Linked DNA regions of Homo sapiens: regions 2, 3, 4 and 5 are each linked to region 1. Evidence: chromatin loops called from intact Hi-C (ENCODE). Cell type or tissue: Calu3. All regions are shown on one strand. Links, peaks and the distances in the headings refer to the core of each region. The heading gives the core; the rest is flanking DNA.

Region 1 (6,224 bases), core at 425-5,424:
ACCGCTAGAAGCAGATGTCTGAGTAGGCAGAGATGGAGTTAGACCAAATGGGTTTGTGTTGTTTAGTGTTCAGCGTCTCTGCTTCTCACAGAATATTGTATACACACATCAGCATATCCGTAGGCAGGGGCACGGCGATATTCATGGAAAAGCCCAGGAGGCTTGTCGTGGGCTTTCAGATGTTGCACCAGAGGTCACTCAGGTCCTCCTCTTAGCTTAAATCTCTGCCTAGAAGGAATTTTAAAGGAATTTCAAATGTTGCCTACATGGTCACATTGCTAGAGGACAGAATAAGGGACTTACAAGCAAGGCCCTTACAGTGTTGGGCCATGTGGCCATGCATATGTGCAGGTATAACCTGACACAGCAGAGCCTTCCTGCTCCCACCTTGAGGCTCTTCTTAGTACCACTCATGGAAAAAGAAACGCAACCCTGAATGCTGTGAAGAGTAAATTCCATCTTTTTTTTTTTTGAGAAGGAGTCTCGCTCTGTCCTCCAGGCTGGAGTGCAGCGGTGCAATCTCAGCTCACTGCAACTTCCACCTCCCGGGTTCAAACAGTTCTCTGCCTCAGCCTCCCGAGTAGCTGGGATTACAGGCATGCACCACCATGCCTGGCTAGTTTTGTATTTTTATTAGAGACGGGGTTTCGCCATGTTGGCCAGGAGGGTCTTGATCTCCTGACCTCATGATCCGCCCGCCTCGGCCTCCCAAAGTGCTGGGATTACAGGATGAGCCACTGCGCCCGGCCAATTCCATCTTTACTGAACGTTTCCTTGAGGGGCTGATGGTGAATGAGACTAGACCATTCCACACTTAGGAAAACTCCCTAAAATAGTCATTACTCCACTTGTGTCCCCAAAGTCTCATTCAATATGACAGATGCTCCCAAATATCTCTTCTCTATGTCTTGAAACAGAACAAAGCCAAGCCTTGCCTCTGCCTCTCTGGTCCCTGCTCACTCTCTTTTTCTTTACATACTTTCCCATCCACCCTACACCTTTTTGAGACGGGGCCTCGCTCTGTCACCCAGGCTGGAGCGCAGTGGCTTGATCATGGCTCACTGCAGCCACCCAATACTTCATCCTCCTTCCACAGCTCCAGCCATTCCAGCAATCAAATGTCCCTTCTCCTTAGGAGAGGCAGAGGTGGGGGCTTGAGTGTGTGGGAAGGTTGTCGTTAGGCTGGGTGCGGTGGTTCACGGCTGTAATTCCAGCACTTTGGGAGGCAGAAGTGGGTGGATCACCTGAGGTCAGGAGTTCGAGACCAGCCTGGCCAACATGAGGGAAACACCATCTCTACCAAAACTGCAAAAATTAGCTGGGCGTGGTGGCAGGTGCCTGTAATCCCAGCTACTTGGGAGGCTGAGGCAGGAGAATCACTTGAACCCGGGAGGTGGAGGTTGCAGTGAGCCGAGATCGTGCCACTGCATGCCAGGCTGGGCGACAGAGCAAGACTCCGATTCAAAAAAAAAAAAAAGAAAAAGAAAAAAAAGGTTGTCGTTAGTCATCTGGTCCCTATCACAAGCACATATTTACATAGAAACCTGCTGTGTGTGTTATAGTCCTTTCATCTCTGTCTGTTTTCCTGGATTTCCACCTCTTCCTCCTTGTATCTCTCAGCCACTACACTGACGTGATGCCTGCATTTCAGCATATAGTCCTGAGGCTGTGCAGTCTCCTTATGCCTTAATCAGCTCCAGGGAAGATAGTCCCACTCCCACCCTCTCACCAGCCTAGCATTGCCTCGGTCAGACTTTTGGGAGTTTCTTCCCAGTGACTACCCTTCTCCCACTGGCTGCAGGCCAAGGTTCCTAGTTTAGTGGATTCTGCAAAGATCTGGAGAACAGTGGCATCTAAAAGCCACACGTGGCTCTGCTCTCCCCAAGGACCTGCAAAGCCCATCTAGTCAGCTTTCTCTCCTCTGACCGGGAAGTCTTGCTTCTCTCATTTCTCCCGCCTTCAGTCTGATCTCAGAGCACTCTGCCGGGCCTGTCCTCACACTCCTGGTGTCGTCCCGACCCTGCCTGCACCACATTGTCCCATTCCCTCAGACTGCCTACTGGTATTCCAAGCAGGGGGCTTGGTGAGTTCAAGGCAGGGAGGAGATATATGGGCTTGTGGGGTCAGCCAGGTTGAAGTTCTTGTGCTTTTGGAATGAAAATATCCACATTTAGGCTTGTCTTGGTGGTGCTCCTTCCTCCCATCCAGGGTGCCCTGCCTCTTTTTCTTTCTTTTCTTTTTTTTTTTTTTGAGATGGAGCCTCACTCTGTCTCCCAGGCTGGAGGGCAGTGGTGTAATCTCGGCTCACTGCAACCTCCGCCTCCTGGGTTCAAGCAATTCTCCTACCTCAGCCTCCCGAGTAGCTGGGTTACAAGCACATGCCACCGCTCCCAACTAATTTTTGTATTTTTAGTAAAGACGGGGTTTCAACCCTGTTCGCCAGGCTGGTCTCGAACTCCTGACCTCAGGTGATCCACCCACCTCGGCCTCTGAAGGTGCTGGGATTACAAGCGTGAGCTACCGTGCCCAGCTGCGTCTTTTTCTTTTCTTTCTTTCTTTCTGTTTTTTTTTTTTTTTGAGACAGGTTCTCACTCTGTTGCCCAGGCTGGAGTGCAGTGGTGCAGTCATGGCTCACTGCAGCCTTGACTTCCTGGGCTAAAGGGATTCTCTCATCTCAGTGCCCGCTCCCTGCTCCCAGTACCTGGAACTATAGGCATGTGTCACCACACCTGGCTTTTTTTTTTTTTTTTTTGAGATGGAGTCTTGCTCTTATCGCCCAGGCTGGAGTGCAATGGCACAATATTGGCTCACTGCAACCTCCGCCTCCCGGGTTCAAGCGATTCTCCTACCTCAGCCTCCAAAATAGCTGGGATTACAGGCACGCACCACCACGCTTGGCTAATTTTTTGTATTTTTAGTAAAGACGGGGTTTCACCATGTTAGCCAGGATGGTCTCGATCTCCTGACCTCGTGATCTGCCCGCCTCGGCCTCCCAAAGTGCTAGGATTACAGGCTTGAGCCACTGCGCCCGGCCATGCCTGGCTCACTTTTTAATTTTTTGTAGAGAAGGGAGTCTCCCTATGTTGCTCAGGCTGATCTTGAACTCCTAGGCTCAAGCAGTCCTCCTGCCTCGGTCTCCCAAAGTGCTGGGGTTACAGGCGTGAGCCACTGCGCCCGGCCTGGGGCAGAATTTAAATTGTACTGGCGGATATTTAAGTTAGACTGCCTTGTAAGGACGCTTCAGGTCAATTAAAAGAGACAATAAGGAAGCAGGACCTGGTCATGCGGTGAGTGCTGCTCAGGCAGGCGGTAAACTTTGCTCTCTACCTCCCTCTGGTGGTCAATTAAGGTAGTGATGGACAATGATCACCTCTGATTTAGAGACCAAGCTTGTGACTATGTAGGGTTGTTAGGAGACAGGGATCAGGAGAGAGAATTGATTTAGGAGAGGAAGCCCCAGGCACCTGCCCCGTGGGACCATTGCTGTCTCTCTGACCCATAGAGTGCACTGCAGACAGACACAGTCATTGGGACAGGGCATTATTTCCTTACTCATTTTCCCTTTTGTTATTGTTTTTGTTGTTGTTTTTTGAGACCGAGCCTCACACTATTGCTGGCTGGAGTGCAGTGGCACAATCTCGGTTCACTGCAACCTCCGCCTCCCAGGTTCAAGTGATTCTCCTGCCTCAGCCTCCCGAGTACCTGGGACTACAGGTGCGCACCACCACACCGGGCTATTTTTTGTGTTTTTAGTAGAGGCAAAGTTTCACCACATTGGCCAGGCTGGTCTCGAACTCCTGGCCTCAAGTGATACACCCACCTTGGCCTCCCAAATTGCTGGGATTACAGGTGTGATCCACTGTGCCTGGCCTCCTTTTTATTATTGTTGATTTCCCCCTCAGCATGGGGTCAGAGAAAACAGAGAAAAGTAGATTATGGGCGTTCATGGAAGTCACAAACTCTGGCCAGAATGGGAAGAAGCTGGCACCCTGCGAGTTGGGAGGGCAAGGAGAATGTTGTAGGATTTGGAGCCTACTTGAAGGGTGCAGGATAACTGGAGCATTTGCAAGAAGTGATCCCTCACATGAACATATTCCCAGACCTGCCCTGAACAAAAGGAGGTGGAATGGTAATGGTTAGGGATGAAGACAGGCTGGGCTGGGGCATGACTGCCTGGTGGAGGCGCAGGAATAATGCTTCCTAGGGATGCTGTGTTTTATCTCTCATATGGGAGGTTGGATGTTTGGGGGTGCAGATCATAGATTGTGAGCTATACTTCCATAAATTCTCCTTTCTGAACAGAGTAAAGCTCCCATACTCTTTCCTTATTCTCTAAAAAGCTTTAATGTTTCTTCCCAAATTCCCAAATCAGCTTTGGAGTCCAAGACCTCCCCAGACTCTGGCTGAACAGACATCAGTGTTCAGCTCTAAGTGTGTCAAACTCAGCATCCAGCTTCAAGGTGTCAGCCCTCACTGCCCCCACCCCTCCACTGCCAATCCCCCTACCCATCAGCCCTGTCTGGGCAAGGAGGCCACTGCCAGCCTCCAGCCCAAACCCAGAGAACTCTCTTCTGTCAGGTGATCCTCCCAGCAACCCACCTCTTCCTGAGCCCCTGCTGATGCACGGGAGCATGTGTTGGAGCTTTTCTGTATTTTTTTTTCTTTTTCTTTCTTTTTTTTTTGAGATTGAGTTTCGCTCTTGTTGTTCAGGCTGGAGTGCCAATCTTGGCTCACTGCAAACTCCGCCCCCCGGGTTCAAGCGATTCTCCTGCCTCAGCCTCCCGAGTAGCTGGGATTGCAGATGCGCGACACCACACCCGAATAATTGTTGCATTTTCAGTATAGATGGGGTTTCACCATGTTGGCCAGGCTGGTCTCGAACTCCTGACCTCAGGTGATCCACCCACCTCGGCCTTCCAAAGTGCTGGGATTATAGGCATGAGCCACCGCGCCCGGCCACTATTCTGTATTTTCACCAGCTCCCCTAGGCTTGTCCTCAAGCCCCATCCTGCCTTCCCTAGCCATGGGCGGGCAGGGCTGGGGATCCCTGATGAATAAAATATCTGGAGAGCCAAGTGTTGTTGGCCAGCACCCGAAAGATGGAGAGGCTGGCTTACAGGACACAGAGCAGTGTCAAGGCATTTGGCTCCCAGGTGTAAGGAGGATCTGTCTCCTTGGTCTCCTTATATGTCAAGGCCACAGAGTCCCATCAGGGCCTGACCACTTTCAGCTCCTCACCTCAGAACCCCCTGAGCAGCTCAAAGTAAAGACAGAAGGGCTCCATCTCTCCCTGAAAGAAATTCTAGTCCAGGATGGTTTCCATCTGCACAGTGGAGAAAAAGCATCACAGGATGCTTTGCATTTAGGGAGCCACCAACTTCAGAAGTGGTCTGCAGTAAAATTGTATTTTATTATCTGTCTGTCTGTCTGTCTGTCTGTCTGTCTATTTTTGAGACAGAGTCTTCCTCTATCGCCCAGGCTGGAGTGCAGTGGCACGATCTCGGCTCACTGCAGCCTCTGCCTCCCAGGTTCAAGCAAGTCTCCTGACTCAGCCCCACAAGTAGCTGTATGTACAGGAACATACCACCATGCCCAGCTAATTTTTGTATTTTTAGTAGAGATGGGGTTTCACCAGGTTGGCCAGATGGGTCTCGAACTCCTGACCTCAGGTGATCTGTCTGCCTTGGCCTCCCTAAGTGCTGGGATTACAGGTGTGAGCCACCATGCCTGGCCTGCAGTAAAATTTTAAATTTTAATTTTCAGTAAAAATTTAAATTTCAGCCCCTGTCGCTGTTCTGCAGTGAGCAGATATCTGCAAACCTACCCCCAAAGGCCAAGGGAATCGAAAGGCCAAAGAAGGAGACTGACAGGCCAGACGTGGTAGCTCACGCCTGTAATTCCAGCACTTTGGGAGGCCGAGGCGGGCGGATTATTTGAGGTCAGGAGTTTGAGACCAGCCTGGCCAGCATAGTGAACTCCCATCTCTACTAAAAATACAAAAATTAGCTGGGCGTGGTGGCAGACGCCTGTAATCCCAGCTATTTGGGAGGCTGAGGTAGGAGAATCGCTTGAACCCAGGAGGCGGAGTTGCAGTGAGCCGAGATCACGCCATTGTACTCCAGCCTGGGGGACAACAGCGAGACTTCGTCTCAGAAAAAGAAAGAAGAAAGAAAGAAAGAAAGAAAGGAAAGAAAGGAAAGAAAAGAAAGAAAGAAAGAAAGAGG
Region 2 (6,224 bases), core at 425-5,424, 61 kb after region 1:
AAAACATGGGCCTGGCGCGGTGGCTCACGCCTGTAATCCCAGCACTTCGGGAGGCCAAGGTGGGCAGATCACGAGGTCAGGAGATCGAGTCCATCCTGGCTGACACGGTGAAACCCCATCTCTACTAAAAATACAAAAAATTAGCCGGGCATGGTGGCAGGCACCTGTAGTCCCAGCTACTCAGGAGGCTGAGGCAGGAGAATGGTGTGAACCAGGGAAGCAGAGCTTGCAGTGAGCAGAGATTGTGCCACTGCACTCCACCCTGAGCGACAGAGCGAGACTCTGTCTCAAAAAACAACAACAACAACAACAACAAGAAAAACCAGAAAACATGAATAATCCTCTAAGAACAAAGGATACTCTATCAAGAACAAAATATTGGCCAAGCACGGTGGCTCACACCTGTAATCCTAGCACTTTGGGAGACTGAGGTGGGTGGATCACTTGAGGTCAAGAATTCGAGACCAATCTGGGCAACATGGTGAAGCCCGTGTCTACTAAAAATACAAAAATTAGCTGGGCATGATGGCGCATGCCTGTAATCCCAGCTACTTAGGAGGCTGAGGCATGAAAATTGCTTGAATCTGGGAGACAGAGGTTGCAGTGAGCCGAGATCACGACACTGCACTCCAGCCTGGGTGACAGAGTGAGACTCTTTCTCAAAAACAAACAAACAAAATATTCCCACAAAGAAAATTCCAAGCCCAGATGGTTTCTTCAGTTATACAATTAAGCATTTAAGAATAAGTAACTCTAATTTCACACAAACTTTTTCAGAGACACTTTCCAATTCATCCACAACACTAGCAAAACTTAACAAGAACAATAAGAGAAAGGAAAATGCAGGCCAGTCTCATTCGTGAGCTTAGATGAAAAAACAGAAAAACAAATCAGCAAACCAAATCACCGTAGAAAAATAATAATATAAACTGGATTTATCTGGGATTTCAAGGCTGGCTTAACATTGAAAAATTAATGTAATTTACCACACTAGCAATTTAAGAAGAAAAATGATGGGATCATTTCAATAAAGACAAAAATGCATCTGATAAAATTCAATGTCCATTCATGATTAAAATTCCAAGAAAACTAGGAACAGGGCCAGGTGTGGTGGCTTACACCTGTAATCCCAGCACTTTGGGAGGCCGAGGTGGGCGCATCACTTGACGTCAGGGGTTCAAGACCAGCCTGGCCAACATGGTGAAACCCCATCTCTACAAAAATACAAAAATTAGCCAGGCTTGGTAGTGGGTTCCTGTAACCCCAGCTACTTGGGAGGCTGAGGTGGGAGAGTCGTTTGAACCCGGGAGGTGTAGGTTGCAATGAACCAAGATCACGCCATTGCACTCCAGCCTGGGGGACAGAGCCAGACTCCGTCTCAAAAAAAAAAAAAGAAAAAAAAGAAAAGAAAACTAGGAACAGGAGGAAACTTCTTTAATCTGATAAGAGTATATACAAAATATTTATAGTAAATATCATATTTATGGTAAAATGTTGTAAGCTTTCTCTCTGAAATCAGTAATAAGACAAGGATATTCACTATCACTGTCTATTTGACATTGTACAGAAGATCTAGCAAATGCAGTTAAACAAGAAAAAGCAACAAAATATGTAAGAATTATAAAATATTGCATTACTTACAGATGATCTAATGTGTACATTGAAAATCCAGAAGATTTACAGATAAATTATGAAATTAATAATTTAACAATTTTGTAAAATCAATATATGGACCAGTTGTAATCCTATATATACCACTAACAAGTACAAAATGAAATTTGAAAAATACAATGATAATGGCACCAAAAATATGAAATATTTAGGAAAATGTTGAACTGAAGGTCCGAAAGAGCTGAAATACATTGTTATAAAATCTTACTGAAGCCAGGTGTGGTGGCTCACACCTGCAATCCCAACACTTTGGGAGGCTGAGGTGGGCGGATCACCTGAGGCTGGGAGTTCAAGTCCAGCCTGACCAACATGGAGAAACCCCATCTCTACTAAAAATACAGAATTAGCTGGGCGTGGTGGCGCACACCTGTAATCTCAGCTACTTGGGAGGCTGAGGCAGGAGAATCGCTTGAACCCGAGAGGCAGAGGTTGTGGTGAGCCGAGATCGCGCCATTGCACTCCAGCCTGGTGACAGATCGAGACTCTGTTCAAAAAAAAAAAAAATCTTACTGAGAGACCTTAGAAAAGACTTAAACAAAAGAAGAGATACTACATTGAAGGATTAGGAGACACAATATTGTAAAAATGTTAATTCTTCTCAGATTGATTTATGGATTCAGTACAATCCCAATAAAAATCCTAACAGTTGAGTGAATGAGTGAGTGTGTGTGTTTGTGTGTGTGTGTTTATGTAGGTGTGTAATTTAAAAAGCTGATTCTAAAATGCAAAGGGCAAAAACAGCTATGAGGCTCTTGAAGAAGAACAAGGTGGAAAGACTTGTTCTACCAGATCCAAGACTGATTTTGAAAGCTATATTATTTCAGTGTGGCACTGAACAGGGATAGACAGAAAAACAATGAAATAGAGATCTCAGAAATGGATCCCCATGTAAAAATGGACATTTGATATATGAGAAAAGTGTCACTGAAGATTAGTTAAGAAAGGCTAGACTTTTCAATAAACGGTGCCAAGACAACTGGATAAGCATGTAGATAAAAAATGAAATTTGGCTGGGCATGGTGGCTCACACCTGTAATTCCAGCATTTTGGGAGGCTGAAGTAGGAGGTTAATTTGAGCCAGAAGTTTGAGGTTACAGTGAGCTATGACTGCTACTGCACTCCATTCTGGGTGACAGAGTGAAACCCTGTCTCTAAAAAGAAAAAAAAAAAAAAATGAGCCAGGTGTGGTGGCTCATGCATGTAATTCCAGCACTTTGGGAGGCCGAGGTGGGCAGATCACCTGAGGTCAGGAGTTTGAGACCAGCCTGGCCAACGTGGTGAAACCCCATCTCTACTAAAAATACAAAAATTAGCTGGGTGTGGTGGCAGGCGCATGTAATCCCGGCTATTCAGGAGGCTGAGGCAGGAGAATCGCTTGAACCTGGGAGGTGAAGGTTGCAGTGAGCTGAGATCACGCCATTGCACTCCAGCCTGGGCAACAGGTTGAGACTCCGTCTCAGAAAAAAAAAAAAAAAAGGATCCCTATCACACAGTATACATAAAAATTAAATTCCAGATGGGTTATAGATCTAAATGTGAAAGGTAAAATGATAATTATATTAACATTAAAAACTTCTGTTCACAAGATATATGATAAAGAGGGTAAAAAGCCCACGGAGTGGGAGAAGATATTTAAAATACATGCAACTTACAAAGGGCTAGTATCCAGAATGTATAAGGAACTAATACAAATCAATAACAAAAAGATGACCCATTAGAAAAACAGACAAAATATTTGAACGGCACTTTCCATAAAGGAAAAACCAAATGGCTAACAAATGTATAAACTGATGCTTGACTCCATTACTAATCAGGGAAATACAAATTAAAACCACTATGAAATAACATTATTCCCTCACCGTAAAAGCTAAAAGTCTGACAATATCAAGTGTTGGTGAGCACCTGGACAAATGGGAACTTTCATACACTACTGCTAGGAAGGTAAACTAGTACAGCCACTTTGAATAACAGTTTGGCATTACAAATCAAAGATTTGCCTACCCTGTGTTCCAGAAATTCAACGTTGAGGTACAGACCCTAGAGAAACATATGCACATGTCGATCAGTGGGATACACTCTTAAGAAAGTTCTTTAGTAGAATGTCATTAACAGCCAAAAACTGGAAACAACTTGAATATTCACCAACAGTTGAATATGGATAAACAAACTAAGGTATATTCATACAATGGAATACTATACAGCAATTGATATAAATGAATTAAAACCATAGGAGATTAATCTTTGGAAAGAAAGTACAAAAGAATATATTCAATATTATTATCTCCACACAACATTCAAAAACAGTAACTATATTGTTTAGGGATCTACACTTTGGCGGTAAAATTCCAAGAAAGGTAAGGAAATAACTATTATGAAATCATCCTTTTTGGTGGAAAAGTGATATGATTAGGAGAATCATATCTGAAAGGGGTTGAGCATCTGAAAGGGGTGGGTTTCAAGAATGCTAACAATATTTTATTTCTTCACCTGGGTGGCGGGTAGCTCAGGAGTTTATTTGGTAATTATTCATTAAGCTACGGTTTTATATTAAATACACTTTTCTGTATCCATGATGTACTTCACAATATAAAAGGTGAAAAAACAAGAGAATGGTAATGCTTACTGTTCTATTTGAAGTTTTTTTGTGTGTTGTGGCAGTGTAAACCCCTCCTCCCTCTGCTTTCTGAAATCTTTTCTCAAGTCTACCACCCATATCTCCAAGGGACAGAGTCCTAAGCTGCCGTCTAGGTTACAGTGGCATCTAATGAAACAGTACAGTATTGTGCTGTACTGACAAAAGGGATGAGAAAATGGTCTTTGCTAAAGATGTACTGTACTAGAAAATGATAAGAGCCAGGGCCAGGCATGGTGGCTCACGTCTGTAATCCCAGCACTTTGGGAAGCTCAGGCAGGTGGATTACTTCAGGCCAGGAGTTCAAGACCAGCCTGGGCAAAATGATGAAACCCCATCTCTACTAAAAATACTAAAAATACAAGACTTAGCCAGGCATGGTGGCATACGCCTGTAGTCCCAGCTTCTTGGAGGCAGGAGGCTAAGGCAGGAGAATAGCTTGAACCAGGGGGGCAGAGGCTGCAGTGAGCCGAGATCATGCCACTGTACTCTGCCTGAGTGACAGAGTGAGACCTTGTCTCAAAAAGAAAAAAAATAAAAAGAAAATGATGGAGCCAGGACCAGAATCAGAAAGCCAGAGGCCTTCGCCTTCCATTGTGTGTTGCAGATGTCTTCCTCACTTGCTTTCTGTCACTCAGGGTAGACATGCTTTGGGAGATGCTTTAGAAACCATTGGGGCCGGGCGCGGTGGCTCATGCCTGTAATCCCAGCACTTTGGGAGGCCGAGGCAGGCAGATCTTGAGGTCAGGAGATCAAGGCCAGCCTGGCCAACATGGTGAAACCCTGTCTCTACTACAAATACAAAAATTAACTGGGTGTGGTGGTGCGCGCCTGTAATCCCAGCTGTTAGGGAGGCTGAGGCAGGAGAATCGCTTGAACTAGGGAGTTGGAGGTTGCAGTGATCTGAGATCGCACCACAGCACTCCAGCCTGGTGACAGAGCGAGACTGTATCTCAAAAACAAAACAAGAAAACAAAACGAAACAAAAACATTTGATAGTAGGCTCAAACAAAGCTGGGCCATAAGGAAAGAAAAGGGAGGCACATGCACATATCTCCAGATTCAATTTAGTCTTTCCTCTCCATTTGAAATTTGGTTGACTTCCTTCTAAGTGAGCCACACTCCAGGAAACCTCAGAAATGAGGTAGGGTCCAGGAATCTAAATTGGAGCTGTTCAGTCAAAGCTGTGCGAACTACATCTGCAGAAAAAGGACTTCAAGCTCATTTGGACTGAAGTGTGCTTCCTCTGCTGTCTGCACTGCATGCAAAACCTGAATGATTGGTGTTACAAAGCTACTTTTGGCTGGCCGCGGTGGCTCACGCCTGTAATCCCAGCAGTTTGGGAAGCCGAGGTGGGCGGATCAGGAGGTCAGGAGATTGAGACCATCCTGGCTAACATGGTGAAAATCCGTCTCTACTAAAAATACAAAAAAAAATAGCTGGGTGTGGTGGCTACTGCCTGTAATCCCAGCTACTCGGGAGGCTGAGGCAGGAGGTTGCAGTGAGCCGAGATCGCATCACTGCACTCCATCCAGCCTGGTGACAAAGCGAGACTCCATCTCAAAAAAAAAAAAAAAAAAAAAAAAAGCTACTTTAAAATTTTTTTTTATTTTTGCTTCCTGTTTCCTTATTTTCTAAACAGCTTCATTGCTCTTTATTTGATTCTAGATTCTGATACCAGATATCAATGTGTTGTTACCCTGGGATGATCCAAAGTGATAGCATAGCATCTGTTTATCAAACTCCACCTCATAGCTGAGCCCATTGCAAGCAGTCTTTGTAACATGAGATCACTCTGGAACTGTACTTTCTTTTTTATTATTTTATTTTATTTTTTTGAGATGGAGTCTTGCTCTGTCACCCAGGCTGGAGTGCAGTAGCGCAATCTCGGCTCACCGCAACCTTCGCCTCCTGGGTTCCT
Region 3 (6,224 bases), core at 867-5,866, 290 kb after region 1:
CACCAACGCCCACAAGCTCTTAGGCTCATTCGCTAGATAACTTTTGTGCTCTCTCCACGCAGCTAATTTCCAGGAAGAAGGCCTCAAACATTCCCCTGGGCCCTGGCCCACCACAGCCCCTCCAGTCCTGCCCTCTACTCCTCCCAGGCTCGGGAGCAGCCACTGGTCTGGCGGGTTGGGCAGGCCCAGCCAGGAGGAAGCTGGGCTTGGTTCACCCTCCTCCTGGGAGCCTGTGCCCCAGTGGGATCTGCTTGATCTCCCTCCCCTGCTGCTTGGAACACACCCCAAGCTGGCTCGAGCCCCTCCACCCCACCCACCTCATTCCCGCCCCCAGAGGCTGAGGTCACTGGCTCCCCTGGGCCCGGGTGGGGTGGTGCTGTCAACACCTGCCGGTTGGAGGAGGAGGCAAGGCCCCTGGGGGCTGTTGTCTTAGCAATTGAGTAACTAGGGAGCTTGGCTATACCGGAACTGGTTCCCAGGCCAGGCCGGAACCTGTGGAGGCTGCAGCCCCCCGTGGCCTTGGGGGTTTGGGGTGGCAGGAAGTCCACCCCAGGGACCCTGGCTGGGTGGGGGTAGAGGGACATAGGTTTGTTCAGAGGGCTCCAGGGGCAGGAAAAGCACATTTCTTGTCCTGCAGAGCCCCTTCCCAAAGGTGAAATGGATGTGAGCAAATGGGGGTCCCTGCCTTGAGGTCAGGGTGGGGGGCAGCATGCTCACCAGCCCCTCCCTCCTTAGGTGTCCCTCAATGCATGGTTCTGGTCCACAGTTTTCCACACCAGGGACACTGACCTCACAGAGGTGAGCATTCCTCCAGCTCCCCCTCCTGCACAGGGTGGTCCCAGAGGAGCCCAGAAGTGGGCAGAGGGGCTCTAGAGGGTCATGCCAACTCCCTCTGAGGAGCACTGGGAGGAGTATGGGGTGGGCATCCTAAACCTGTTGGTGCCCTTGATCCTCAGTGAGCCTCATCAGGTGGGGATGAGTATTCGCTCTTCTTGCCTGATGAGGCAGCTGAGCCTTCGACAGGGGGACCACATGCTTAGGGGCACCCAGCCAGTGAAGGGTTGCCACAGGACGTGACCCCATGGCTGTCAGACTCCACACTGTGCTCTGAATTCTGTGCAGCGTGGTCATGTCCTGGAGCCTCAGCAGGAACCCTCCACCAGCGTCCCTAAAGCCTTGTTCCTGGGCACATTTTTAAAAACTTGTATGGTGATGTGAACACAAGACTCAGTCAGAGTGAAACAGTGATAGGCAGGCCCAGGACCCCGGCCCCTCTCTGCCACTCCTCCATGCCCCCATCCCCGCGGGTCCTCTCCGTGAAGCCTCATGCTGGTCCCTCACCACCCTTCCCTGTCCTCAGAAAATGGACTACTTCTGTGCCTCCACTGTCATCCTACACTCAATCTACCTGTGCTGCGTCAGGTGAGCCTGCCTGGGTGGCTGCAGGGGCAAAATCGAACCCTGGGGGCAGAAAGGGGTCACCCAGCCTTCCCCTGGGGGCCTTCTTCACTAGTCTCCCAACACCTACGCCCCCCAACCCCCAACACATCAGCTGTCCTGGGTGAGGACTCTGGGGTAGGACTGGGGGCCCTGGCTCCTGACAAGGAGCTGTAGCACTTGCTGCCCAGCTGTGGCCTGTTTGGTGGGGAGAGGGGTAGTGACTTCAGGGGCCATGCACCAATGTTGGGGGGAGGAGATGCTTCAGGGAATGCTGCTCTGGGGATGGGCCACCTGCCCTCTGAGCAACCCTGGACGGTGGGGCAGGACCGTGGGGCTGCAGCACCCAGCTGTGGTCAGTGCCTTCCGGGCTCTCCTGCTGCTCATGCTGACCGTGCACGTCTCCTACCTGAGCCTCATCCGCTTCGACTATGGCTACAACCTGGTGGCCAACGTGGCTATTGGTGAGGCCCTGGGGGGCTTGGGCCATCTGCAGAAGTGCTAGCTTGGGGTGCGAGTGGGAGGTTGGTGCCATTCCTGGAGAAGGAGGTTCTAGAGAGACTCTTGGGGTAGAGGAATGGAGAAGAATTTGAGGTGGGAGAGAGAGGAGGCTGGGAGGAGAGTCCGAGGATGATCCTGGGGTCAGAGAGCATGGAGTTGGGGGTGGCCTTGGGGAGAAGGAGCCGAAGGAATGAGTCTCTCCTGCCCCCACTGGCACCCAGGCCTGGTCAACGTGGTGTGGTGGCTGGCCTGGTGCCTGTGGAACCAGCGGCGGCTGCCTCACGTGCGCAAGTGCGTGGTGGTGGTCTTGCTGCTGCAGGGGCTGTCCCTGCTCGAGCTGCTTGACTTCCCACCGCTCTTCTGGGTCCTGGATGCCCATGCCATCTGGCACATCAGCACCATCCCTGTCCACGTCCTCTTTTTCAGGTGGGTGCTGCCCCCTGCCTGGTGCTCACCTTCTTTGGACCCTTCCTTGCCCACTCCTTAGGGGAGATTGGGGGCTCTGTGTGCCCATCCGCCCCCTCCCACCTTGCCTGCATGCACCCCACCCTTGTCTCCATGCGAGCTGTCAGAGCTGTGTGCCTCAATGGGCTACTCCTTTGGCCCACAGCTTTCTGGAAGATGACAGCCTGTACCTGCTGAAGGAATCAGAGGACAAGTTCAAGCTGGACTGAAGACCTTGGAGCGAGTCTGCCCCAGTGGGGATCCTGCCCCCGCCCTGCTGGCCTCCCTTCTCCCCTCAACCCTTGAGATGATTTTCTCTTTTCAACTTCTTGAACTTGGACATGAAGGATGTGGGCCCAGAATCATGTGGCCAGCCCACCCCCTGTTGGCCCTCACCAGCCTTGGAGTCTGTTCTAGGGAAGGCCTCCCAGCATCTGGGACTCGAGAGTGGGCAGCCCCTCTACCTCCTGGAGCTGAACTGGGGTGGAACTGAGTGTGCTCTTAGCTCTACCGGGAGGACAGCTGCCTGTTTCCTCCCCATCAGCCTCCTCCCCACATCCCCAGCTGCCTGGCTGGGTCCTGAAGCCCTCTGTCTACCTGGGAGACCAGGGACCACAGGCCTTAGGGATACAGGGGGTCCCCTTCTGTTACCACCCCCCACCCTCCTCCAGGACACCACTAGGTGGTGCTGGATGCTTGTTCTTTGGCCAGCCAAGGTTCACGGCGATTCTCCCCATGGGATCTTGAGGGACCAAGCTGCTGGGATTGGGAAGGAGTTTCACCCTGACCATTGCCCTAGCCAGGTTCCCAGGAGGCCTCACCATACTCCCTTTCAGGGCCAGGGCTCCAGCAAGCCCAGGGCAAGGATCCTGTGCTGCTGTCTGGTTGAGAGCCTGCCACCGTGTGTCGGGAGTGTGGGCCAGGCTGAGTGCATAGGTGACAGGGCCGTGAGCATGGGCCTGGGTGTGTGTGAGCTCAGGCCTAGGTGCGCAGTGTGGAGACGGGTGTTGTCGGGGAAGAGGTGTGGCTTCAAAGTGTGTGTGTGCAGGGGGTGGGTGTGTTAGCGTGGGTTAGGGGAACGTGTGTGCGCGTGCTGGTGGGCATGTGAGATGAGTGACTGCCGGTGAATGTGTCCACAGTTGAGAGGTTGGAGCAGGATGAGGGAATCCTGTCACCATCAATAATCACTTGTGGAGCGCCAGCTCTGCCCAAGGCGCCACCTGGGCGGACAGCCAGGAGCTCTCCATGGCCAGGCTGCCTGTGTGCATGTTCCCTGTCTGGTGCCCCTTTGCCCGCCTCCTGCAAACCTCACAGGGTCCCCACACAACAGTGCCCTCCAGAAGCAGCCCCTCGGAGGCAGAGGAAGGAAAATGGGGATGGCTGGGGCTCTCTCCATCCTCCTTTTCTCCTTGCCTTCGCATGGCTGGCCTTCCCCTCCAAAACCTCCATTCCCCTGCTGCCAGCCCCTTTGCCATAGCCTGATTTTGGGGAGGAGGAAGGGGCGATTTGAGGGAGAAGGGGAGAAAGCTTATGGCTGGGTCTGGTTTCTTCCCTTCCCAGAGGGTCTTACTGTTCCAGGGTGGCCCCAGGGCAGGCAGGGGCCACACTATGCCTGCGCCCTGGTAAAGGTGACCCCTGCCATTTACCAGCAGCCCTGGCATGTTCCTGCCCCACAGGAATAGAATGGAGGGAGCTCCAGAAACTTTCCATCCCAAAGGCAGTCTCCGTGGTTGAAGCAGACTGGATTTTTGCTCTGCCCCTGACCCCTTGTCCCTCTTTGAGGGAGGGGAGCTATGCTAGGACTCCAACCTCAGGGACTCGGGTGGCCTGCGCTAGCTTCTTTTGATACTGAAAACTTTTAAGGTGGGAGGGTGGCAAGGGATGTGCTTAATAAATCAATTCCAAGCCTCACCTGCCCTTGTTCAGCTCATTTGTGTGAATAGGGTGGGCTGGAGGGCAGGAGAAGACAGTTGTGGCGGCAGGGGCAGGTCCCAGAGCTGGCTGGAGGCAGTAAACAGAGGTGAGGTCTCTGCCTGGGCACGTGGCATGGGGAATGGCAGGCCCCAGAGGCAGAGCTGGGCAGAACTCAAGTCCAGTTGTGAGAGGGAGCTGGAGCCAGTTCTTTCCCTTTCACTTCCCTCGGCCATTGTGCTTCAATCATAACACCCCCACCTCCCCACCACCTTGCAGATTCTACTTCCATCTCCTCATGATCCCCACTCTCCCTCGTTCTGGTCTGAAGCAGTCTGCACTGTTTGTGACTTCACCTCTCTGAGCTTCACCTGGAAACAGACTAGCAGGACCTGCTGCTGAATGCAGGAATGAATGATGCGATGGACACAATGGCATATCACAAGTGCCTGGTGCACTGCAGGTGCCCGGTGAGCTCCCCTGACCTTGGCCTTCCTTAGTTTGGGAAGAATGAGTGGTACAGAATGCTAGCCTCAAGGAAGCTTCTGGAAAAAAAGCCTAGGGTGAATGTCTCCCCTACCCGGACACTCAGATCTCTGGGCCCTTGCTGCTTCCCAGGAGAGCCACACACAGCACTGACCGCAGCGGCAGGGTATTATTTCTTTATTAGGTGCCACTTCAAAGAACAGGGAATCCAGGTGGGTGGGGGCCACAGGGCACCAGGTACAGCCCTCACAGCCCAACCTTCTGAGCCCAGGCGAAGAAGACGCCCTTGACATCATCTACGCCTGTCTGAAGGTGGGCAGGCATGATATAGGTGCGGAGGTCCCGGACCTTGTAGCCACTACGCACCAGGGCCTCCCTCACCTCCTCCTCAGACACTGGCACCACCGTCAGCCTGGCCTCCCCAGCCAGGTACCACGACTCCTCCAGGGCCCCGATGAGGAGGAGGTGCCCCCCAGGCCTCAGCAGCGTGGTGATGTGGTCCAGGGCCCGCTGAAAGCTGGCAAGATCTGGGCTCACAGCCTCCAAGCAGAAGGCAGAGACCAGGGCGTCAGCAGGCAGGGGAGCTGGGCTCCCAGCACCCAGGGGCTGGGGCTGGTGCACGTCGATGGGCAGGACCCGTTTCACCCTGGCTCGCAGCTGGCGCTCCTTATCCTGCCAGCATTCCCTGTGCAGGAGGCACAAGGCAGGGCTCAAGGCTGTTCTACGCTCAGGCCTCTGTTGCCCCAACCAGCCACTCTATGGGAAGCCTCCTCCCCAACCCTCACCCCCCAGTCCTTACCCCTTGCCCTCAATGAGGCAGGCATGTTGGCTGTACATGCTCCAGTTGAAGGCCCCCGGCTCCTCCTGCAGCCAGCGCCCCAGCTCCTGGCGGTTGACCTCCAGGAAATCTGTCATGGTGATGTCCTCAAAGTGGCTGCAGGCACTGAGCAGCTGGTACACGGTGGGGCCTGAACCAATGTCGATGAGGGTGCGTCCGGACACTTCACCTGGGCAGGGCAGAGGAAGAGGGTCCTGGTGCCAGCCAGCCCAGGCAGCCCCTGCCTCCTTACCCTTCCCTCCCCTGCATCTCCCTGCCTCTCTCTAGTTCTTCCTTCTCCTCTGCAAATGTGTCTCCATCTGGAAAAAGCATTGGCCCCAGAGTTAGACTGAACCCAGCTCCAACATGGGCTGCCCTTCGGAAGGGAACTTCACCGCTCTGAGACTCAGGTTTCACATCTAGAAGACTATACCTACTGGCCGGGCGCAGTGGCTCACACCTGTAATCCCAGCACTTTGGGAGGCCGGGGTGGGTGGATCCTAAGGTTGGGAGTTCGAGACCAGCCTGACCAACATGGAGAAGTCCCGTCTCTACTAAAAATACAAATAAATTAGCCAGGCATGGGGGCGCATGCCTGTAATCCCAGCTACTAGGGAAGCTGAGGCAA
Region 4 (6,224 bases), core at 726-5,725, 340 kb after region 1:
GCAAGTTCCAAAGGGACCCAGGGTGAAAGGCCACCTGCCACCATGATCCCTGACTGCTGGGCAAGGGGGTCAATCTGGCTCAGCGTGTGCAGGGTGGTGAAGCACCCCAGCTCAGAAGCTCAAGTCCCAGTTCTACCACTTAGTAGCTGTGTGACCTTGGCCACATCATTTAACCTGTCTTTCCTTCCTCGGTGTCTCCATTTATAAAACGGGGATAACAATAGAATTATGAAAACTAAGCAAGTTGATGCTCATAAGCACACAGTTTAAAAAAACAAGTGATTTATTACAAAGTGTTGCTTAGTATTATCTTCTCATCCCCCTGCTGGAGACCGAAGCTCCTGGAAAACCCAAATAGGAAACCCAAATAGCAATTCTTGAGGTGGGGGTGCCCAAGACATTTCCAGGGGCAATGGGTGGGGGGCAGGTAGGAATGCAGGGACAAATTTTTTTTTCTTTTTTTTTGAGATGGAGTCTTGCTCTTGTCGCCCAAGCTGGAGTGCAGTGGCAGTGATCTTGGCTCACCGCAACCTCCGCCTCCCAGGTTCAAGCAATTCTCCTGACTCAGCCTTCCAAGTAGCTGAGATTACAGATGCCCGCCACCACACCCGGCTAATTTTTGTATTTTTAGTAGACACAGGGTTTCACCATGTTGGCCAGGCTGGTCTCGAACTCCTGACCTCAAGTGATCTGCCCGCCTTGGCCTCCCAAAATGCTGGGATTACAGGTGGGAGCCACCGCGTCCGGCCTATCAGGGACAAAATTTTTAAAACCCAGCCAGGATTCCTGAGTTCTGTGGTCCTCACAAGGCTTTATCATTCTGGGCCCTTCTGTTCTCCCCCACCCCTCCACCCCCATCCCCACCCATCTCCCACTACACAGCCAAGGCCCTTCCTTGGCCTGTCTGGGAAAGGAAGAAAAGGCTCCATCCCACCCCAGCCCCTGGAGCTCCCACCTTTCAAGAAGCAAGTTCTCTCTACCATCTAACTGAAAGCCCTTCCATTTCTCTAGTCATCAGGGGCTACCACAACGCCCTCTTGCTCTTCCAGGAGGCAGAGATCCCAGCAGGGGCAGAGATGGGGAGGGATCAGAGGGCCTGGAGGACTCTGTTGGACTCTGCCCTCACACAAGCCAGGTGTGAGCCTGGCCTTGCTACATCTTCCCTGTGTGTTCCAGAGCAGCTTAGTCAACCTCTCTGAGCCTTGTGTTCCACATGGAGATAATTCCAGAACCTACCTTCTGGGTTGTTGCAAGGTTTGGATGGGATACTGCCCATGAAGTTCTTAGCAAAGGATGTGGTTCAGAGCAGGAGCTGCAGAAATGGTGGTGGGGAGAGGTGGTGTGCTGGAAAGAACCCACACACAGCTGGACTGTCTGGGTTCAAACTCCACTCCACTACTCACAGCTGGGTGACCTTGAGCAGGTTGCTTAACCTTCGTGTGCCCCTGTTTCTCCATCCTTAAAACGGAGACTGTAACAGAACTTGTGTCACTGGGGGGTCGTGAGGCACCTAGAGCTTGCTGAACAGTTCTCCAGCTAAATAAATGTTTGCCGAGTTAATAGTCTTGTTAGTTGCTGTCATTATCATCGGCCCCCACTAGAGCACTGACCCTCCTTAGGCTGTGCCTTATCCAGGGGCTTGTTGATGGCAGAAGGTTGGAGGCTGAGCAGAACCAGACTAGAGACCCTGGCACGGGGAATACCGGCTCAGGACAGGCCCACAGTCCCCACCTCCTTAAGGTGCCCACCTCTGGCATCCTCCTACGCCCTGGCATGAGCACAACTGGTTCTGTCTGCCTCCCCCAGTCAATGGCCCTGCAAAGCAGCCAGCCCCCTCCCTGTGCCCGGGTCCTGACTACCTCCTGGAAATAAAGCAGGGTCCCCAGGGCCCACTCAAGCCCAGGACTACTCTGCCAGGGTGCCAGCTGGTGCCCATGGGGGCGGGGCAGCGGTTTGATCGTGTGGAAGGGGAAAGCTGGAGGCACCCCCAACCTTGTGGCGCCCACCAGATATAAGAAAAGGCTGGGGCCAACCAGAACATCCTTCTAGCTTCCTTCCCCTTGGGAGAAGAGGGGTGGGAGCTAAGATTTGCCTGTCCTGTGCCTCAGTTTACTCAGCCATCCAGGAGATGGAGTCTTCATTCCTGTCTCCCAGGCTACCTGGGGCCCCAAAGCCTTGGCATTGGCCTCTCACATCTCCTAGACCTCTTTCCTTTCTTAAAGAATCCTAGTTCAGCTCCTGGTCCCCGCCCAGGTTCTCTCCTTAGAAGCCACTAAGGAGGACACTGAGCCCCAGAGGGGGAGGCAGAAGCCACCGCACGCCGGAGACGGCCCCTGCAGAATGTGAGGCCGCATCTCCAACTCCTTCTAGGGTGCCAGTCCCCGCCGGGGTCAACGGCGATCCCCACCGCTGCCCCTTCCCGCCGCCACTGGCCCTTTAAGAGCCTCTCCGCGCGCTGCCGTCCCGGATCAGCCAGAGAGACCATTAAAATTTTATGCAGAATGAAAATGGGCCAGGTCTCCAGCTTCCTCGCTCCCATCCAATGATTTATTACTCGCAAATACCACAGAACTAATTAGTATAGTAATTAATTAATACGCATTTGCATATTTGCATGTGCAATTAGTGCAGTGGAGTGATTACTGGGAGAATGAGGGGCCCCGATTGTCAGATGTGAGGGGGAAGTGGCCTGGAAAAGAGTTAGTGGGAATGAACTTTGTAGGGAGCGAGATGGCGGGGAGGGAGGGGCAAGCGCGGGCGAGGCGGGGGGCACCGGGGCACCTCGCTGGGGCACAGGGCGGCCCCGCCCGGGAGCATGGGGCAGGACTCCCCTGCGGGCCCAGGACGCAGGTCGGGGGCCGAGACCCCGGAGCCCCCGCCCCGCCCGGCGCGCGGCCCCGCCCCGCCCCCGCCGCGTGGCATGGCTCCAAGCGCGCGCCTGATTGTTATGCATTGTGTTTCTTGTAGCGAACGGAGCCGGGCGGAATGGGGCTGGCACAAGCTGTTTCCCTGCCACGCGGCGGTGGCACCTTAAAGGGGCAGCGTCCCCTTCCCGCCGCCGCGGCCGGCCCGCCCGGCCCCCGCCGACCCCACCTCCGAGCCGGGGCGACCCGCTCCCCCAAGCCCGGCTCCCCCAAGCGGGAGGCCGCGGGGAGGCCGCCCCGGGAGGGCGCGCGGTCCCATGGGGCGCGGGGCACGTGCCGAGGGAGCCCGGCGGGCAGGAAGTCAGGGCTGCGAGCCGGGATTGGGCGGCTGGGGCGCGCCGGGCGCCGTGCCAGGCGCGGGGCGGGGGTGGCGAGGAGAGAACCGGGAGCAAGCCAGGAGAAGGACAAGGAGGAGAAGGAGCGAGTGGCGGGGGCTCACCGGGCGCCAGGTGCTTGCTCCTAGGACGCCGCTGCTCCTCCTTGCAAAGATTTTGTGAGGCAGGGCTTCTTATTCCCATTTTACAGACAGGAGGGCAGACGGGGGCGGGGGCTGCAGGTAGCTGGTGAGCAAGTGGTGAAGCTGGGGCTCCTGAAGCTGGTCTGTCCATCCCCAAATGTTCAACGCGGTGCCAAGGGCCAGAGGCTGGAGCGCCATCAGGGGACATCAGGGAGGACTTCCTGGTGGAGGCAGCACCTCACTGAGTCTGCAAGGGCTAGGAGGGAGTCTTCTGAAGAAGCTGAGGAAAGTGGTATATACAGGGTGGAAAAACTCCATGGTTAATGTGACTGCTCCCTCTCTGTGTTTAGAAGCAGCCTCCACCCACCTACCCACCCATGAGCAGAACTTGATAGATCCAGGCCAGGGCATCATGGCTCCTGTGACTTGGGGACCTGGCCAGAGGCCAGTTGCCAGAGGGCAAACCCTGGGCACAAGTCCTTCCCAGGGCACCCTCCTTTCCCTCTCCATTGCGGGGTCTGCTGGTCCTACGGTGTGGAGACCACAGCGGTTTCAGAGAAAGGGACACACTTTATAATAGTAAGAGCATGAGCCCTGGAGTCAAGTCAAACTTGGTTCAAATCCCAGCTCTGCCACTTTCTAGCTATGTGACCTTGACACATCAGCCTTGACGGCAACCTCTCTGTGCTTCAGCATCCTGGTCTTTAAGTGGTGGTACTAGGAATCCCTCCCACAGATGTCTTGTCAAGAATAAAATGATTCCTGTGAAGGCCAGTGCCTGGCACAGATAGCACTCACCATTGTCATTATTACATTAATAAGTATGTTATCACACAGAGTGCTGAGGCTCTGGGAATGAGAGGACCCCAAAGTGGCAACAGAGTCCTGGTTTCCAGTCCCAGCTCTGCCACTCACTTATTGTGTGACACAAGGCAGGTTGCTTCCCCTCTCTGTGGCTTCTTCATCTGTAAAATGGGGAGTGAGCCCATGAGACCCTACCTCTCTAGACTATTCCCTTCCCTCCCTGTGGACCCCAATTAAAAAGTCAGGCAGGGCACAGTGGTGTGGGCCTGTAGTCCCAGCTACTTGGGAGGCTCAGGTGGGAGGATTGCTTGAAGCCAGGTATTTGAGTCCAGTCTGGGCAACATAGCAAGACTCTTGTCTCTAAAAAAAACAAAAAACGGCTGGGCATGGTGGCTCACACCTGTAATCCCAGCACTTTGGGAGGCCAAAGTGGGTGGATCGCTTGAGGTCAGGAGTTTGAGACCTGCCTAGCCAAATGGTGAAACCCCATCTCTACTAAAATACAAAAATTAGCTGGGCGTGGTGGCGTGCGCCTGTAGTTCTAGCTACTCTGGAGGCTGAGGCTGGAGAATTGCTTGAGCCGGGAGGCAGAGGTTGCAGTGAGCTGGGATGGCGCCACTGCACTCCAGCCTGGGCGACAGAGCAAGACTCCGTCTCAAAAAAAAGAAAGAAAGAAAGAAAGAAAGAATCTCCACCCTTCATGCCAGGCAGTCCTTCCCAGGTCCACTCCTGGGGCTGACTCAAGAGATCTCTGGTTAAATTGTGACCTCCTGCCCTGACCACAGTGTCCTGCACACACCATACATTCTGCCCCAGTGACCTTTTGGGGCTGTCCTCCTGAGCACTAGCATCACCACTATGGTGTGGGTCATCCGTGCCTACTGTCAGGCCCATATGTCCCCTGCACCCATGCGCTCAAGGGACGTTTCAGGGAATAGTCCAGCACCAAGCCCCTAAAATTCCCCAGCCCAGATCCCTGGCTCTGATTTCCAGGGGCAGAAACTGGGAAATGCCCAGGTCACAGGGAAGGTCACAACAGAGCCCGCCCTAAGGAAAGAGGGCCCAGGATGCAGCCTGGTCCTGTGCTGTCCCCACTGCCCTGCGCTGCAGCATCAGGGAGGAGTTCCCCAACCCCCATCCGCCAGCACTTGGCCACCCAAGTGCGCACTTCATAACCTGCCGTCCTTTTGTTCCTCCCATCAGTGCTGAACTGCAGGTGACCAGGTGAACCGTGGTGCTAGTCCCATTTTACAGATGAGGAAGCAGGGGGTTACATGATCTGACCAAGGTCACAACGCTGCTAACTCTGGTACAGTTGCCACCTTGAGCTCCCTGTTCCTCTGCCTTCCTGTATGGACTCTGGGAGTGGGTTTGGGAGGGGCTGGAACAAGACATATCAACTTCTCCATGGAAAACTCACAAGAGAAGCAGAACAAAGATATGGTGATGAAGAGAGCTGCAGGAACAAAATTAAAAAAATAACATTGGGCCAGGTGCAGGGCTCACGCCTGTAATCCCAACACTTTGGGAGGCCGAGGTGGGCAGATCTCTTGAGGTCAGGAGTTCGAGACCAGCCTGGCCAACATGGGGAAACCCCATCTCTACCAAAAATACAAAAGGCAGCCAGGCGTGGTGGTGTGCGCCTACAGTCCCAGCTACTCAGGAGGCTGAGGTGGGAGGATTGCTTGAGCCCAGGAGGTGGAGGCTGCAGTGAGCTGAGACTGTGCCACTGCATTCCAGCCTGGGTGACAGAGTGAGACCCTGTCTCAAAAATAAACAAACAAACAAATAAATCAATAAGAAAAAAGGAAAAAAATAACACTGATTTTGCCTGAGGCAAAATCAGCCACCTCTGGAGAGAGCTGTTAGCTCATTTGAAGCTTATTAGCACGCCCATTTTACAGAGGGGAAAACTGACATTCCATGTCAGTGCTGATATTGGTGGGGAAGCTGAAGAGAAAAGAGGGAAGATTTTGAGGAGGGACTTCCTGTGGGTAGAGGTCCTGTGCTGGCTTGCAGCCTTCCATTTTGGGGGCAGA
Region 5 (6,224 bases), core at 566-5,565, 95 kb after region 1:
ACGTATCTAGGTTGATGAAGTGACCTTGCTTTAAAAATGGGCCCAATTGTAAGGCCCATTGGCCTTTTCTGTAGGGATGGAGCCCGATTGGCCTTTTCTGTAGGGATGGATGACTAGTCAAGATCGGGGAGCTCCAAAGGGGATCATGCCCGCGTCTTTGATGGTTCCTTCTTGGCTACTAGTTTGGTGGCCCGAAAGGCCCTGTGTGTTGTCTGTTTCTTAGCAGCGGGACACCACTCTCAGTAGTGGTTTTGAGTAGGCTGGTTAGTAGAGAGAGCCCAAGGTTCAGACAGGGTGCAGAATGGTTATTTTGGGTGAGATCAAGAGTTTTCGGTTTTATTTCCTTTGAGCCGAGTCAGTACTTGGACTCTCTCATATGGTCCAGGAGCAAACTTTGTCAGTAATTTCATTTTTAGTCACTGTTAATTTTACCTATATAGCATAAGCCATGAAATGTGACTCAGTGAGTCAGATCCACCCATTTTCAGTTACCATGTCTGGATACATGGTCTGGTCTCAACTGTTCTCTTCTTAAGGTGATGATAATGAAGACAGATTTAGGCATTATCTTTGATTCCCTACAAGTTCTTCATTCCAGTTTTAGTCAAAGTACATTATATATCCACAGTGTGTTTTATTGACTTTTTGGTTACTGTAAGTAATTGATAGTTGTAAATCCTGTGTGATAAACTAAATCCTATGAGAGGAGACTTAACCAAATGAGTAATAGTTGTCAAAAGTACCCATCCACTCTTTTTATATAAACTTTTTATTTTAGAAGAGTTTTAGATTTGCAGAAAATTTGCAAAAACAGTACAGAGAGTTTTTACATACTCCCTCCCGATTTTCCCTATTATTGACATCTTACATTGGTATGGTACATTTCTTACAATTAATGAACGGATATTGATATATTACTATTAACTGAAGTCCAAACTTTATTCAGATTTCCTTAGTTTTTTACTCAATGTCCTCCCTACCTCGTTTGTTTTTTTGCTCCAGGATCTCATGCGGGATCCCACATTACCTATAGTCATCGTATCTCCTTAGATTCCCCTTGGCTGTGTCAGACTTTTCTTGTGTTTGAAGGTCTTGACCTGGCTTTAATTGGTGAGGTATTTTGTAGAATGCCTCTCTACTGGAATTTGGTGTCTTTCTCCATATTAGACTAGAATTATGGATTCTTAGGAGGAAGATTACAGAGATAAAATGACATTCTCATCACATCATATCAAGGGGACATACTATCAACATGCCTTATCACTTGATGTTAACCTTGGTCTGCTGGCTGAGGTACTGTTTGTCAGGTTTCTCCACTGTCAACTTATTCCCCTGCTTTCATACTATACTCTTCGGAAGGAAGTCACTTTGTGCACCCACACTTAAAGAGTGGGGATTTATGCTGCATCTCCTTGAAGGTGGAGTAGCTACATAAGTTATTTTACCAATTCACTTTTAATCCCCTTAGGTATCACTCTCGGGAGTCCGAAATACTCAGTATTGAACTATTTACAGAGTACTAACACGTTCCACTGTCAAATATACAGAAGAACATTGTAATGGAAAATCATAAAGTTTCCTTACAACTTTTTTTTTTTTTTTTTGAGACGAAGTCTCACTCTGTTGCCCAGGCTGGAGTTCAGTGGCAAGATCTCGGCTCACTGCAACCTCTGCCTGCTGGGTTCAAGCGATTCTCCTGCCTCAGCCTCCTGAGTAGCTAGGATTAGAGGCATGCGCCACCACGCCCAGCTAATTTTTGTATTTTTAGTAGAGACAGTATTTTGCCATGTTGGCCAGGCTGGTCTCGAACTCCTGACCTCGTGATCCACCTGCCTTGGCCTCCCAAAGTGCTGGGATTACAGGCGTGAGCCACTGCGCCTGGCCTACAACTTTTTCATAACCAAATAACTTTTCATCCTCATACCATCCCTGTGAAATTTTACAGTTCCTCTTCTGCTACTTTTGATGTGCTATTTTTGCTTTTAGAAACTAACAAACAACAAATTTCCCCTTTCAGTACTAAAATTAGACCTAGTGTTTAGAGTATTTCTCCAAAATTGACATCCTGCAGAACTCCCAACTCATACAGTTATAGAGATGCTACTGTGGTGCTTAAAGCCAGTGTAGTTTTTCACCCACTTGAATATATATACACACATCACATAGACTGCCTATACCAACGACATACTATTGTTTAAAGCTACAATTCATAAAATTACAGCATGTATACTTTAACTTGTAAGTGTGGGTTTCTTCTGATATGGACAGCTGATGCACAAACCCTCAGCCTTAAGTCTCAAATATATTTGTATGCACTAATATAATTTTCTAATAGCGGTGACAGTGGCCTTTTGAGACTCATTCGTATATTGTCCCACACGCTGGATATCTTTAGAAGGGCTCACCTGAACAATGTCCCTTAGACCTCAATGTGAAGAAAAGTTCTGCTTTGAAAAACAGTTTTGTGGTCACTTCCCCTTTCCTCTCTCTGCAGTCAAATGTGTGCTTTACCTCTGGACAGTAGGGAGGGTGTTGGGAGAAGATGTTGACTGATACATATCTGTATACTAACATCTTTAAGTTAATTTTACAATCTTACTGCCCCCACCTTCCACCCTTAGCTCTACTTTCTTTGCTTAATTTTCTGGTACATCATATATGTATTTTTGTAAGGTGTGTATTTAGAAGAAGGCAGGCTGGGAGAAAATAAACACACTCTATAAAACACTCCCTCTATTTATATAGAGTGGGTAGTATTGCGTGAGTGGTGGCAAATAAATCAAGCAGTTCCCAGAGGGAAAACAAAAGTGAGATAAATGCTTCCAAAAATTAAAAAGTTGAATTGATAGAAGTGCCAAAATCCTTTCCAACTGTCTGAAAACTTGGACCAAAAACTTTTACCATGTGAAATGAAAAAGTGAGGAAGGAAAAAAAAATACTTTGAAAGAAGGGGGTTCTCATTGATACTTTCCACGGCTGTTATCACTGAATCTAGACAAAAAGTTCCAGATCTTCCTCAATTTAAGATAAACGTCTTTGAACTTCAGCTTGCCAAGAAAGCAAGGCTGACCCCCGACCCTCCGTGTGATGTCACTTTTCTCATCCATTATCCTTCTAAAATAGACATTTTGAGACAATTTAGTGATGCGACATTTCCATCCTGTCGGGGTTCCTTGGGTTTGACATTCGAAAGGGGGCTGGAGGCGCGGAACCCGCGGCACTCCGCGGCCAGCGTCCTTTAAAGCCGCCGCCAGCCAGCGCCGCTGTAACCCCGCGCACCGGCAGGTCGCCGGCTCCTGCCCTTTTCAGTCTGCGCCGACGCGGCTGCCGGATCCCGGGGACTCCCCGCGCCGGGAATCTCCCGCCAGCTGCGCGCTGAGTCCAGGCGACGGCAGGAGCACGTGGAGAGGCCGAGTAGCCACAGCGGCAGCTCCAGCCCGGCCCGGCAGCGACATGGAAGGTGAGCCTCCAGCCCGCTTCTTTTCTCCGGGGTCTTTGAGAAACTTAACCTGTGCAAGCAGTAGAAAGAGTTTCTTCTGAATCTCAGTTTTGCTTCTATTTACTTCTTTTGTCAAAAGTAAATATGAGGTATTTCAGAGGACAAAGCGCGTCGGTTCTCTTAACGTCTCTCACTTGTCCTTCCCCCGCCCTTTGGAAAGTGATAACTTCTTCGCAATTTTATTTCTAAAGAGTTGTCAGACATGGGGGGTCTACCCTACATCTGCAGAGGAAGAGCACTTAAGGGGTGTCCCTGAAATGGCTGCAAATCTGGGGTGGAATAATCAACCCTTTTGGATATTTTTTCCTTCATGGCCTCAGTGTTTATTGGAATTAGACTAATCTGAGTAACTTGTTTTCTTCCAAGGGTAAATGGTGTCATATGGGAAAGGTACATTTTAAAGCGGTTGGCATTTGCAGTTCCCTTGGAACTCGATCTTCTAATGAGTCTTCTTTACCCAGCGCAAAAAATCAGGTTCACATTAGGAGTTTCATATGAATTAATTTTGAAAGTCGTAACACTATCCTTGCTTCTCAAACATTTTTCATTCTGTACTTCCTTGGGATACCTAAAATTTCACACTGCTACTGTAAACTCTTCAATGGTCTTTTCAACAAGTGTTTCTAAAACCTTGAAAATGGCAAATGCATCTCAACTCGGGGGGGGATGGTGGGATTAAGAAATTCAGAATTTCATTCTATTAAAAATGAGATATTGACACCTAACTAAAATGTTACTTTGATAAATATGAAGATCGTGGGTATTTTCTTCATAATAATGGAAGAATCTCTAATTAACAATGAACTGATCTTTGGCAGCTTTATTTCTAGAGTATATAAAGTTGTTAAAATATCAAAAACTTTATGCTTTTAATTTTTTTAATTAGGGCTTGAAAACTTTAAAAATTTTGCATTTTTAACATTTAAATAATGGTTTATTGAAGTGTAATTTTTAACAAAGGTTTTATTGGCCAATAACAAGGAAAAAAAGTTGGGCTGTTGTATACTATGGGAAAAATAATTTTTGAAAAGCTCATATGCTTTAATTATTACAAATGATTAATTTGTTTTTATGAAATTATAAATCAGTACTCCAACACTATTTTTCCTAGCCGTAACCATACCACGTATCAAGGATAATGTACAGAATCATGTAAATCCATAGAAACTGGAGTATTTCTCTATAAATGTTAATACTTCCAAATTCATTTATTTAATGTGCAATAAAGAAACTAAATAGCATATCTTAGGTTATTGGTGTACTAACACAGATGTTTAATAAGCCTGAAGACTCCCTTAAGAAGAAAAGAATGAAAACTTGTGTAGAATTTAATTTAGAGTGTGTAGACTATAAATGGAAAGAGAATGTAGATCAATAACTTTTTAAAGTTGTGTTTACATGATTAGATTAAATCTATAGGTCCATGGAGATAGATAGTATAGATTATGCTTAATGAAAAAACTTTAACATTTAAATTTTAAAAAGAGGTTAATTATATGAATTTGGCTATTTTAATGTCAGGTCCTTGCGTATAGAGTATTTGATGTGGTAAAATATCTGGTTCATTATAGCTACCCAAAATAGACTAATCTGGCCCATGTTTTTGATATTTAAAAAATTTTTATATCATCTTGTGGTTTTGATCTCAGTCTAGATTAGAGATTTGGTCTATAGTGTATACCTCTCTTGGCAATGTAAGAAAGTAGAATACTTCATGGAATACCTTTATTTTCTGCCCAATTTGGGGGTCACATTGATTCATAACAGTTTATTGTACAATGCAATACTGTATATCATTCCTTCAGCATATAAAGTCATTTAACAAATTCATTTATCTTTTAATTAATTTATTGAGACTTTCTATGTATGAAGATGTCAGATGAATAAGCTTTTGAAATAGAAATCTTGTAGAAATGAAGATTTAATGAATATACTAAAATCAGAAGCTATAACTTTTTAATTTTCTCACAATCTGTGACCTTAAATATTTTCTACCCAAAGACTGTTTATGAATCACTAAATTTTATTATTTGTACTATAACATCTCTTCTGTCTGTTATGGTCGGGAAATGAGGTGGTTCACAAACATGAATTTCACAGGTAATGGCAGACTTCTTATTTAATGTAAAACATTTTTATTTTTAACAATATTGAGTAAAGATTTTTCTAAGTATATTTATTACACAGCTCCCTGCTTTATAAGCAAGGTACATAAGAGATAAGTTTATCTCGGCAACTCTGAGTTACTGTTCTCACCATCAGATCATATATTATTCCATAATATATTCTCACAGGGGTTTTGAGCTGAATGCCCCTACACCAAACATACCTAGGATATTGTACAATTTTTGTCTCCTTCTTGATGTCAGCTTATATTTCTTACCACATAGATTTTGTGGTAGTAGGGTTTTGTTTCAGGTCCCTTTCCATGTTCTGGATGGCTGAGATTAACAGAGATAAAGCCTGTAGATGATGGAATCTGTTTGCCCTCCATTGTGAGCGTATGGAGGATGAAATGCGAAGGTTTTAAGAAACAAAAGCCACAGAAAGGCCGTGGCGTCCTGGTAGAACATAATTTTTCAAAATTCCTGTTTGTACTTCCTTTAATCCAGTATGCTATTTCATGCTTCCATGTCTTTGCTATTATGTTCACCCATTCTCTACTTGCTTATGCCTACTCATCTTTCAAGACTCTGCTCAGGCATCATCGCCATGAAGGCTCTCT

Evidence for each region. Hi-C counts contacts between places; a loop is a spot of excess contacts. Peaks named below come from ENCODE experiments on the same cell type or tissue, not always from the same donor. Only the 100,000 strongest peaks of a DNase experiment are listed, where the experiment ranks them.
Region 2: a loop joins it to region 1, with 2.9 times the contacts of the local background. A loop is called at or near these places in 2 of 110 quality-filtered maps.
Region 3: it touches region 1 in a loop (2.7-fold over the local background); 3 of 110 quality-filtered maps call a loop at or near these places.
Region 4: it touches region 1 in a loop (2.5-fold over the local background); 8 of 110 quality-filtered maps call a loop at or near these places.
Region 5: a loop joins it to region 1, with 2.3 times the contacts of the local background. A loop is called at or near these places in 9 of 110 quality-filtered maps.

What each region holds. Positions count from the first base shown.
Region 1 is chr17:39,956,231-39,962,454 of GRCh38, reverse strand. No RefSeq gene overlaps it. Among named protein-coding and RNA genes, the nearest start is that of GSDMA, 3.7 kb to the left of the region's middle. In Calu3, for the core only: no CTCF peak of the experiment used is centred there; DNase peaks (open chromatin) are centred at 1,864, 3,314, 4,110, 4,503 and 3 weaker places.
Region 2 is chr17:39,895,620-39,901,843 of GRCh38, reverse strand. No RefSeq gene overlaps it. Among named protein-coding and RNA genes, the nearest start is that of GSDMB, 20 kb to the left of the region's middle. In Calu3, for the core only: no CTCF peak of the experiment used is centred there; DNase peaks (open chromatin) are centred at 2,023, 2,423, 2,843, 4,803 and 4 weaker places.
Region 3 is chr17:39,669,191-39,675,414 of GRCh38, reverse strand. PNMT (phenylethanolamine N-methyltransferase) reads right to left here. Exons shown (of 3, transcript NM_002686.4): 2 at 5,579-5,786; 3 at 4,940-5,464. The coding sequence ends at 5,026. PGAP3 (post-GPI attachment to proteins phospholipase 3) reads left to right here. Exons shown (of 8, transcript NM_033419.5): 4 at 736-798; 5 at 1,361-1,422; 6 at 1,765-1,901; 7 at 2,160-2,364; 8 at 2,549-4,293. The coding sequence ends at 2,612. Among named protein-coding and RNA genes, the nearest start is that of PNMT, 3.8 kb to the right of the region's middle. RefSeq lists enhancers at 1-173, 1-544, 174-721. In Calu3, for the core only: no CTCF peak of the experiment used is centred there; DNase peaks (open chromatin) are centred at 2,284, 3,074, 3,604, 5,054 and 7 weaker places.
Region 4 is chr17:39,614,841-39,621,064 of GRCh38, reverse strand. No RefSeq gene overlaps it. Among named protein-coding and RNA genes, the nearest start is that of PPP1R1B, 9.0 kb to the left of the region's middle. RefSeq lists enhancers at 1,661-2,161, 2,162-2,662, 2,330-2,833, 5,698-5,767, 5,838-5,897 and silencers at 2,895-3,034, 3,115-3,214. In Calu3, for the core only: no CTCF peak of the experiment used is centred there; DNase peaks (open chromatin) are centred at 1,774, 2,434, 2,974, 3,244 and 5 weaker places.
Region 5 is chr17:39,861,356-39,867,579 of GRCh38, reverse strand. It overlaps IKZF3 (IKAROS family zinc finger 3), which reads left to right and starts at 3,268. Exons shown (of 8, transcript NM_012481.5): 1 at 3,268-3,460. The coding sequence starts at 3,454. RefSeq lists enhancers at 19-98, 2,510-2,569, 2,630-2,699, 3,427-3,516, 3,527-3,646 and 2 more and a silencer at 109-324. In Calu3, for the core only: no CTCF peak of the experiment used is centred there; DNase peaks (open chromatin) are centred at 1,049, 1,379, 2,459, 3,339 and 2 weaker places.